Regions from separate parts of the Homo sapiens genome. Here region 1 is linked to region 2. Evidence: chromatin contacts called from ENCODE Hi-C data. All regions are on one chromosome and are shown on one strand. The core of a region is the stretch at or near the end of the contact, and the rest is flanking DNA. Distances in the headings are between cores, read along the strand shown.

Region 1 (5,268 bases), core at 704-3,203, 410 kb after region 2:
GAGAATATAGACAGAGTGCCTAAGTCTGCCTAGAGAAGTTGTGGAAGGTTTCACACCAAAGAGGAAGCATTGGGCCCAAGAGCTGAAAAATCAGCAGGAATTTTCCAGGTTGACAAGTGAGGAAAGGGTGTTACCAGCAGAGGGAGCAGCATGCAGAGCCCAAACATGAGGAAGCAGTGTGCTCCAACCTCATGTAGATTCGTATGGCTGGCACACAGTGAATGTGGCAGGGGAGGAGATAAACCTGAGAAGATAACCAAGGCCCAGATCATGAGACCCTGTGTGCACTTGGTTTGTAGTAATCAGGCACATTTTGGGGTCATTTACTGAAACAGGAAACACAGGAGGAAAGGTTGGTTTGTAAAGAAGATGCAAAGCTTAGTTTGGGGGATGCTGAATTTTAGGTGCCTGTAGAACATACAATTGGAAAGAGATGTCTGGAGCTCAGAAAGTAGATCTAGATCCAGTGTCCACAGCATAGATATTCCTCAGAGCCAAGGTGATGGTTGAGATCACTGAGGGAAGGTATATGGAAAGGCTAGGATGGATCCCCAAGGAACATTAGGGAACTGGTTGAGATAGAATGAGACATTTGAGAAGAGAGAGAAAAGAGGCAGGAGGGAAAACAAAGCCGACAGTCAGGACTTCCCCAACCACACAGCACCTTTGGCAAGGTAGGAAAAGGCACCCCTTCCTCTGAGCAGACACAGCCTGGGTCACATGGGACTTGGTGAGCACAGCAGACTGGATTTCATGCTCCACATGCTCTTCTAGCCAGGTGCCATTGTGTTGGGAACAACTTGCCTTGCCCTATGAAGAGGACTTGATACAGGGTCATGGAAGGCAAGGGAAGCAATTGCCAGAGAAAAAAAGGATGGCCAGCAGTGTGAGGTACAGCAGAGCGGTGTAGAACTAAGACTAGGACTGAAGAACAGCCACTGGATGGTGCACCTGCCAGGCCCACACGCATGCACACTCCCTTAGCCCAAGCTTTTACAGGAAAGGAGGGCACATGGGAAAGAAATCTGCTACCTATTGCTATGGGCTCCATGCCAAGGCCATTTGGGGGAAGGGTCCCCAGTGTCGATTCCAGCCCTTTCCAGCCTGGCCCTGATTTTGGCCCAGCAGTACCTTGATCAGAAAGACACTGTTGTGACCTTGACGGAATGCAGCATCCACAGGGCTGGGGAAATTCTTCCATCTCTCTGAGATTAACTCCCGGTCCCATTTGTGACTCTTCCACACAAACTCCCCTGAAAAAACCCACACTCACTGAGGGGCCCAGTGAGAAACCTTTGACCTACTGAGATAGCTTGAGAGAAGCTGTCAGTGATACCATCAGATAATTCCTAAGACCTCCCACAGACAGGGACACCCTTTGTGAAGGAGAGTAAGTCTAAGGTCCTAAACGCCCTAACCTCAGTCCCTCCTACCTTTAAAAAACAGCATGGTTCCATTGTCATCCAGGGTGGTAGCATCAAAGCTCCAGCCATCTGAGCAGCGTTCTGGGGTGGAGGTAGGGAGATGGCAAAGTAAAAAAAAAAAAAAAAAAAAAAAAAAAAAAAAAAAACCAGAAGGTGATAAAATGCAGAGACACAACCAGACAGATAAGACAGACTTAGGGAGTCAGGGCCTCACCAGTCACGTCTGGGTCTGGCTTGGTCTCGCCTTCAGCAACATTCCCATGGGCACTAGTCCTAGGGAGAACAAAATAGATATCTTGATCCATTGGGACCGATCCCTTTCCCATAGCCCCTGACCCCAAATTTGACCGAGGCCTAAAAACTGGCCCTACCTTACCCTAGCCCAGAACTCAATCCTTCGCTTCTAGTCCCAGCTTTACTCACGGAGGAAGAGGGGTGGCAATGGCCAGAGACCAGCATAGGCTCCACAACCCCAGTGCAACGGGTGCTCCCAGTACCCTAGCCATGCTGAGCTGCAGAGGCCACAGGACAGCTCTGGGTGACCAGTTGAACTCCCTATATAGAGTTGGCAGCAGCACCACCCCCACCTCCAACTCTACTGGGAATGTGCTGTCTCCCAGGACTAAGCCAATATTGGCTGATTACATCACTGCAAATAAGGTCAGGGTCTGGACAGAAATCTGAATCCAAGACTCCTTTTTCCCGGCAGCTGCCCCCCAACCCCCTTCAGCAATTTTCAAGCAGTAACTGGGCTACACTGCTGACGTCCAGCTGTGACTCTCACACTGGCAATGGGTCCAGGCATCCATAAGTCAGGGAAGTGAGTAGACTGAGGATCACCTTTTGTGATTGAGTTTATCTCCACAATGGGGGAGGTGAGAAAAGGAGGGAACTAATATTGCTGTGTACTGTGTCAAGCCCTGCTCTAAGGCAGCTAGAGACAGCAATACTTACTACTTTTAGTAACCACACACACAGATAAACTTACTTAGAAATACTCAGAGAACAGCTTTTTCCAAGCTTCATCAGGGGCCTTTCTGGGGCATGCCCAAGCCTCTTCAGCTTTACCCTTGGGCTAGTGAGTCTGGGGACAATAATGTCTCACTGTTGTCAAATGTCCAAGCCCCATGCCCAGCCTCTCGCCTTCCCTGACTGGCAAAGGGCTTTGCAAAAAGTGCCTGGAAGTGAAGGGTTGACAGTAATGAGGCAGAAACAGGAGGTGTCTCTCTTCCAGAGAGCACCACCACTACTAGTAATTAGTCTTTCTTGGTAGTTTCCACCTTGGGGGAAAAAGCTTTATTTAACCAACCCAGAACAAATAGAACTGTAACTGGAATTTCACAATATTTCTAGCTGACTCCTGCTTAAATGCTACCTTCTCAATGAAGCCTTTCTTGACCACCTTATCTAGCCATTTCAGACCCTTGCTTGTTTTATTTTACTTACTAAAACTTGAAATTCTTTCATCTGTCTACTTATCTGGTGATGGTTGTTGTTGCTTTGCTTTGTTTTGCCTGTCTTGTTTACCATTATATATCCCTGACTCCTAAAATAGTGCCTGGCATATAAGAGTTGTTCCAGAAATATTTGTTGAATGAAAAAAATGCAAAAATGCATTTCAAGTACTGAGTAGTGTTGCTAGTGTTGCAGCCAAATTTCTGACAATTTCCCCCCCTCTAGGGTAGGAGAATATTAGGAATTGGGGGTAGGTTATGGTAGTAGGCATAATGAGATCTAGGAGTCACAGACGCCCTTTATCTGACAGTCCTGTTTCTCTCTCCAGTGTCTCGGCCCCACATCCATCTCTTCCTGGGATCTCACCTGCTATCCTCAGTACTTCCTGGGCCCACTCCCAAAGCTGCCCCATTTCTGTGTGAGATTTGCCTAGTGAGTCAGAAAAGAATTATGGGCAGACTCAGCTATGGGCCAGGATGAAGTTCCAGGACCCCTGCTCCCTAGCCAAGGCTGAAAGGGCCCTGATCCCTCACAGATGGCTCCAGACCCCTGACAGTCCCATATATAATCTTACCAAAAGTCTCAGATCCCTTTTCTACTCTGCGAAGTTTCCTTCCAACAGGAAAACACACATTCCGGAACCTCTGGAACAACATGTCACCAGGCCTCTGCCATCAGGCTCAATGTCCTCTCCTGACTTACGAATGAAAATGTGCTGTGAACATCATTCCCTCCTCATAGGTCAGTGGGCAAGGCTGGACTCTCTGAGTCCTTGGCAGCCTGGGCAATGCCATCGCTGCTACAGCCAATGTCTCATACTCACCTTCTCCCCATTGCAGGGCATGTCTTCTTTCTGGGTGTTGGGCAATGGGAGCCACTATTCTAAGACTCCCCCTCACCTTTTCTTTCCCTCTCAGCCTCTGAAACCTTATATTCTCCCTCCTGAGCACCCCATGATCCTCCATCAGGAATTTCCTCAACAACTTGTCTTCAGCTGTCAGAACCCTGTCTGAATCCTACAGATTTTGCTGGGCCTGCCTGGGGAGAGGGAAGCTTTCACCCCAAGAAACAAACACCCCACAGAAAACCCATAGTGAGAGTCTTCAATAGTCCTATTAGCAGGGCCTTGCACTGACTTGCCAGTCCAAGGGTGCAGTCTCCTTCTGGCCTAACAGGGCTGTCTGAGGGCATACAGCACATATACTGGATGATCATTTTTCAGCTTGACCCCTTCCCCACACACCTGGTGTGGTCCCCCTCACAGCACCCCGGATCCATCTATCCCAGAATACTACTTTATGGTCCCTTTTCCCTGTTGCTTCCTAATTCACCTGTGTACCCGAGAATGGCTTAGAAACCATTACTGGATCCTCCTGCTCCACCCAGGGACTAGGCCAGCAGAGTCATCTGCACTGCAGGCAGTCCAGGTTGAAGTTCAAGTTTTGGGCAGGAGTTGAAAGTAGAACATTGTACACATTTGGGAACCCAGGGCTGTGGATATGTTGGCCACCCTGGTGTTGGTCACAGGGTACAAGCCAAGACTTCTCAGGGTAGTCAAGACTCAGCAGCCTTGCTTCTCTTCCCCTCACTACAGGAGGCCCCTTCTGTGGGTCCTGGGTCCTTCCCAGGCTTCCTACTGGGGCTGAGGAAAGAAGCTTGTCGGTACTTGGGCCTGAGCACCCCCTGCAGGCCGCAGGAATCAGTGCACTCCCGCCCTTCAACTAGAGGCCAGAGCCCAGGAGTTTTTCCTCTCTGAAACTAGCTCTCCACAGCCTTTGTCCCACACTCCTCTCAGCCCTGGCTGTGCATCCTTAGTGGTACACACCCTTCTATGCTTCTTTCCCTTCTTCTGCAAACCTTGCTGCCCAGAGTGGATTTGGGGACCTCAATCTCTTGCTTCTCTGGGAACTCGAGCCCAGAGAAATTCAACCATCTCTTTTCCTGGGTAGTCTTCTCTATCCTCCTAACCAGCAGCTTTTTTACTTCTCCCAGAAGGGGTCTGAACACGAACCTGCAAATGTCTGCAAATGACAGAGCTTCCTCCTGCATTGCCAAGAGCCAGATGTAAGCTGGACACTGACCCACTGTCCCTTGGAATGGCTATGTCTATGTCCAGCCTGCTCTGCTGTTGATATGAGTTCTCTGACCTTAGCCATTTCTCCTGGGCCCACTGAGTGCTAGGTGTGCTGGGCCTGAAGTCTGTGGCTGTATACTCCAGGGAGCAGGAACTGAATGTCTCCTTTCCTCAGGGGTAGGAGGCTTAGGGATAAAGCTCCAGGCAGCCAAAGAGCTTGCTGATCCCAGCTGACCCCTCCTCTTGCTCAGTCTATAATGGGCCTTAGTGCTATATATATATATATATAGCATGTATATAGCACTTGCTATGGTT
Region 2 (4,690 bases), core at 710-3,209:
GAAAAGAAAACGATATATCAAAAAGATAATTGTACTGGTATGTTTATCACAGCACTATACACAATAGCAAAGATATGGAATCAACCCAAGAGTTCAACAACAGATGATAGGATAAAGAAAATATGGCATACACACAATGGAATACTACTCAGCTATTAAGAAGAATGAAATCATGTCTTTTGCAGCAACGTAGATAGAACTGGAGGCCATTATCTTAAATGAAACAAGCCAGACACAAAAAGACAAATATTGCATGTTCTCACTCATAAGTATGTGTTCAAAATGTGTACATATAGATGTAGAGAGTGAAATGATTGACAATGGAGACTCAGAAGGGTGAGGCGGGTGAGAGGGGGTGGATAATGAGAAATTACTTAATGAGAATAATGTACATCATTCAGGTGATGGATACCCTAAAAGCCCTGACTTAACTACTATACAATCTATGCATGGAACAAAATTGCACTTTGATCCTATAAATTTATATAAAATTTTGTAAGACTTATAAATAATGTGTATATACTCTCATCCTTTTCTTGTTTCCTTTCATTAAAATAAATAATCTGTCCATCTTCAAGAATTGATCCCATCTCTCCCAGCTTTGAATTCTGGCTCTTTCTCTAACTCTCCCCTTCCCTTCATGCACAAACCTCTCACAAGCATTTACACTCACTGTCTCCATTCCCTCACCTTACATCCATTCCACAACTCACTTCAATTTGGCTTCCATCTCCATTAGTTCCACAAAATAGCTCTCAGAAATCACCTACAGCTTCCCTATTGTTAAATCTTGTTGAAACAGTTGATCAAATCCTCTTCCTTGAAACACTCTCTTTGGCCTAATTCATATATCACAGACTTCTAGTTTACCTTGTACCTCCTGGTCACTCCCTCTCATTTTCTCGAACACATCCATCATCCACTACCTTGACGTCAGTTTAAAGCTTCAGTCCTACATTTTCTTCGCTTTTCTTCTTTCCTCTCTGATATTCTGTTTTCCCTTCTTCCACTTCTTTTATCTTGTCTATGTCATTAGACAATTACCATCTCTATTACTAAATTACTGAATTATGTTTCTTACTTAGACCTCTCCAGAAGCCTACTTTATGTATCAACCTGGGTTTCCCAAAGATATTCAAAGCTCACCAAGTCCAAAATTTAAAAACCTGGTCTTTTGCCAGCATCTCAGTGACTGGTGTAAATATTTGTCAGTTTTAGAAGCCAGCGCCCAGAAAATGTCTTGAACATTTATTCTACCCATTGAAAATGATACGAAGTACATGATGAAACCACTAAGACATGTCATTTTCCCTTTTAATTAGCCCTGGAATCCATCCACTTCTCCATATCCACTCTCACCATCCAAGTACTATTACCTCGAGTAAAAAGTAAATATTGCCTCCTAATGCAGTCTAGGTTTCTTTATAAACCATTCTCTACATTGAAATCAAGGAAATGTTTTTAAATATAAATATTACCAGTCATCTGATTAAAATATTTCAGTGGCTTCTCATTGCTAATATTATAAAAAGGAAATTTTTTACTTGAACTTCATGAGACCATAAGTTCATGAGGGAAGAAACCATGTGTGGTTTTTCTTTTATCATCACTATATAAACAGGGTATAGATAGATTGCTAGGTACACATAGTTAACTGACTACATTATGAAAGGAAGGAAGGAAGGAAAAGGAAGGAGGAAGGGAGGGAGGGGAGGAAGGAAAGCAGGCAATGCCATATATTATCTACCTCCTTCCTCATTTTCCAGTTCCATCTAACACCCCATCTCCCTTGCTCCCTGAGCTTCAGCCACACCGTCCTTTCAGATCTTCGAACGTTACATGAGCTTTCTGATCCCACTTCTCTTGGAAGGCTGTGCATCTTATGCTTCTACACAACACTTACTTTCTCCTCATCCTTTACATCTCAATTCAAATACTCTCTTCTCTGAGAGGTTTGTTCTAACCCCCTTTACACAAGATCAAGTCCTCCTATTTTATGTTTCTGTAGTACTTTGAACCATCCTCATCATCTGTAGTTATACATTTATATGATAAGTTGCTTACATACTCCTTCTTCCAATGCCCAATTAGACATTTCATGCCATGAAAATAACATCAATTAGCCCAGTGCTTGACATGAAATGGCTAAAAATATTTGTAGAGTGAGTTAATTAGACATATGAGCAGAATAATAGGAAGGCACAAAGGAAAATTTCTGAACTCAACCCTAGAGGAAAAGAGAAGCTTTCCTAAAGCTGCTAACAACTTAGCTGAGTTTTATTTCAATAGATGTGGAGGATTTACATGCATTAAATCTGTGTAGTGTATTGAAGATATAAAAAATGGATTATGTGAAAGCATGGAGATGAGTCTGAGAATAACTTTGGAAGGAAATTCTATGCAATATTTAATCTGACTGGAGCCAAAAGGATGAGGAGTTGAAAGAAAGAGCCAAAAATGGAGTTGATAAAAGAAAAAGCCAGATCTTAAGTACATTTTCTATGCTGAAGATTTTAGAACTAGTCATATGGATGAAAAGAAATGGAAAAAAATATTTCCATTAGAAGAGAGACATGACCAGATTTAGGGTACGTACAGAAAGATCACTCTGGACACATTATTATGCATGAACTTGGGTAAGGCAAGAGAGCAGAAATAGAAAGAATGGCGGCCGCAATAGCCAAGGTGAGAAGTGACGTGCAACTGAACAAAGGCTGAGGCACTGAGGATGGGAAGAAGGTGAATCTTCCAGAAGTCATATAGACAGAACTTATTGACAGATTTGTTTTAAAGGAGAAAATAGGTGAGAAGCCCAGAGTGACCCCCGGTTTACTAGCTTGAGTAAATAAGTTGCATCACCAAGATGTAAAATACAGCTAAATGAGTAAGATTAGTGTGTACTGGGATATGTCAAGAACGAGGTGTTTATAATCGCCACACATAGATTTGTTTTCGGCTGTTTCAAACTGAAGAGTTTGAGAAAATTAGAAGGATCGTAGTTTAGGACATAAATTCAGAAAGCATTAGAACATAGCCTGTAGAGTTGGAATAGCACAAGGCTAAGATTGGAACCCTAGAAAATAGTAACATTGAAGGGGTGGAAAAAGAAAAGGGAGACATAAATGGAAGGGCTAGAAAGGTATAAAGAAAATCTTAAGAATAAGATGCCCCAGAAAAAACCAAGGGGAAAATTTCAAGAAGGGTTTTACTAACTTGTTAGTCAAGTAGAAGTTCAATAACATAAGGACAGTGAATATTCATTAAATATTATAATAAGGGTGTGTCATTGGTAACCTGGCCAAGAGAGATTCATTTGACTGGTAGCAACAGAAACCAGAATGAAGGGAGCTGGAGAACTAGTAAGTGAGGAAGTGTAGATGGGGAAAGTTGACTGTGTAGCTAAAGTCCATTTCAAACTTATAATAGAAGAAAAAGCAAGGCGGAAATGAAAGATACTGTGGTATGTTTATATGTTCAGGGAAAGAGTAAATATTCAGAAGGAAAGTAAGATAATTGAGGTAGCTACTTCACTGAGGAAGCCACTTCTACTATTAATAAATTTTATCTGTAAACCTTAGCATGTTGTTTTTGTACCTCTCTATCTCCCTCCACTCTGCTGTGAAATAGAGGGCAGATAAAGGGTACTTTTCCATTTGTACATACTACATTCTCTAACACCCCATAGATTCTTAATAAAAGCCCACTGAAAAATATTTTGGCATTACTGGCCCTGGTGTTTAACATAGATAGAAAATTTTAAGGAGGAAGAATGAGAAAGGAGAATTAACCACAGTTTCAGTGGGCTGAGGGGCAGTTCTGATCAGTGTTGTAAAGGGTAGCCACAGGGGGGTTGTCTGGTGGACTAGAGGGAAGCGGGGCATGGCACAGAATACATGATGGAACTCAGGGATCTATTTATGCCACTGCTCACAGGTGCCCCCCAAGATTCACCCACTTACTTGATGAAAAAGCCCTGTGCTAGGTTTCTGACTTAATGGGTCTTCTCCTTTTCCTAATATAAACATAAAATGATCCACTTGCTCCTAATGTTGGTAAGAATTGTTTTGAATTTCATCCTGTCAAAATCATTACCAATTTATCCAAACAGAAATCTCATCTTCCTATGTGAGTCTTCCCTCTGTTTGAACCTCATCCCCCAACATTCTATTTTACCATCCCTGAGGTACATCCCCCTTAATGCTCTGTCCTTTTCTAGCATTGTTTGACATAATCTTCATATCTCTTCATGCTCCTCAGATGACATTTGTGGATCAATCCTCCTATCTGCTTCCAGTCATCACACATTAGCCTTTTACTCATGAAGAGTCAAAGCTCTACTGCCTGAATGAGCCCAGGACACTTGCCTCCACCCATCCAGTGTTATCACCTAGGCTCTAACTCTGTTAAAGTCCATTTCTTCACTACTGAACATTGGAAAATGGGTGTGGACGAGTGAGAAAGTCTGGAACAGGAGGAAAAGAAAAGGGAACAGATTCCTAGATGTTCCAGCAAGTGGAAGTACGTATATAAACATAAGTCAATAATGTGGTCCATAGAGTAAAAACTAATTTATTGTTTCTAAAACTGGATTGGCAATATTAACCAACATGAACCAAGTATCTAGTATGTACCAGACATTCTTCTGAGTATTTGATGTGTATTAATTTAATGTCAGAAGTACAATGCCAAG

Evidence for each region. Hi-C counts contacts between places; a loop is a spot of excess contacts on that map. Pooled maps may share reads with other maps.
Region 1: a loop to region 2 is called in a map of prostate gland, with 5 times the contacts of the local background. The contact joins the promoter of HPX here to the promoter of OR56A1 in region 2. A Hi-C loop is called at or near these places in 2 of 168 maps with a recorded cell type or tissue (ovary and prostate gland), 1 of 37 single-sample maps with no recorded cell type and 18 of 50 pooled maps.

What each region holds. Positions count from the first base shown.
Region 1 is chr11:6,439,034-6,444,301 of GRCh38, forward strand. It overlaps HPX (hemopexin), which reads right to left and starts at 1,954. Exons shown (of 10, transcript NM_000613.3): 1 at 1,848-1,954; 2 at 1,639-1,697; 3 at 1,434-1,505; 4 at 1,132-1,253. The coding sequence starts at 1,930. RefSeq lists an enhancer at 4,322-4,391.
Region 2 is chr11:6,028,799-6,033,488 of GRCh38, forward strand. OR56A1 (olfactory receptor family 56 subfamily A member 1) reads right to left here and starts at 1,960. Exons shown (of 2, transcript NM_001388488.1): 1 at 1,904-1,960. LOC107984303 (a long non-coding RNA gene) reads left to right here. Exons shown (of 4, transcript XR_001748102.2): 2 at 4,258-4,518.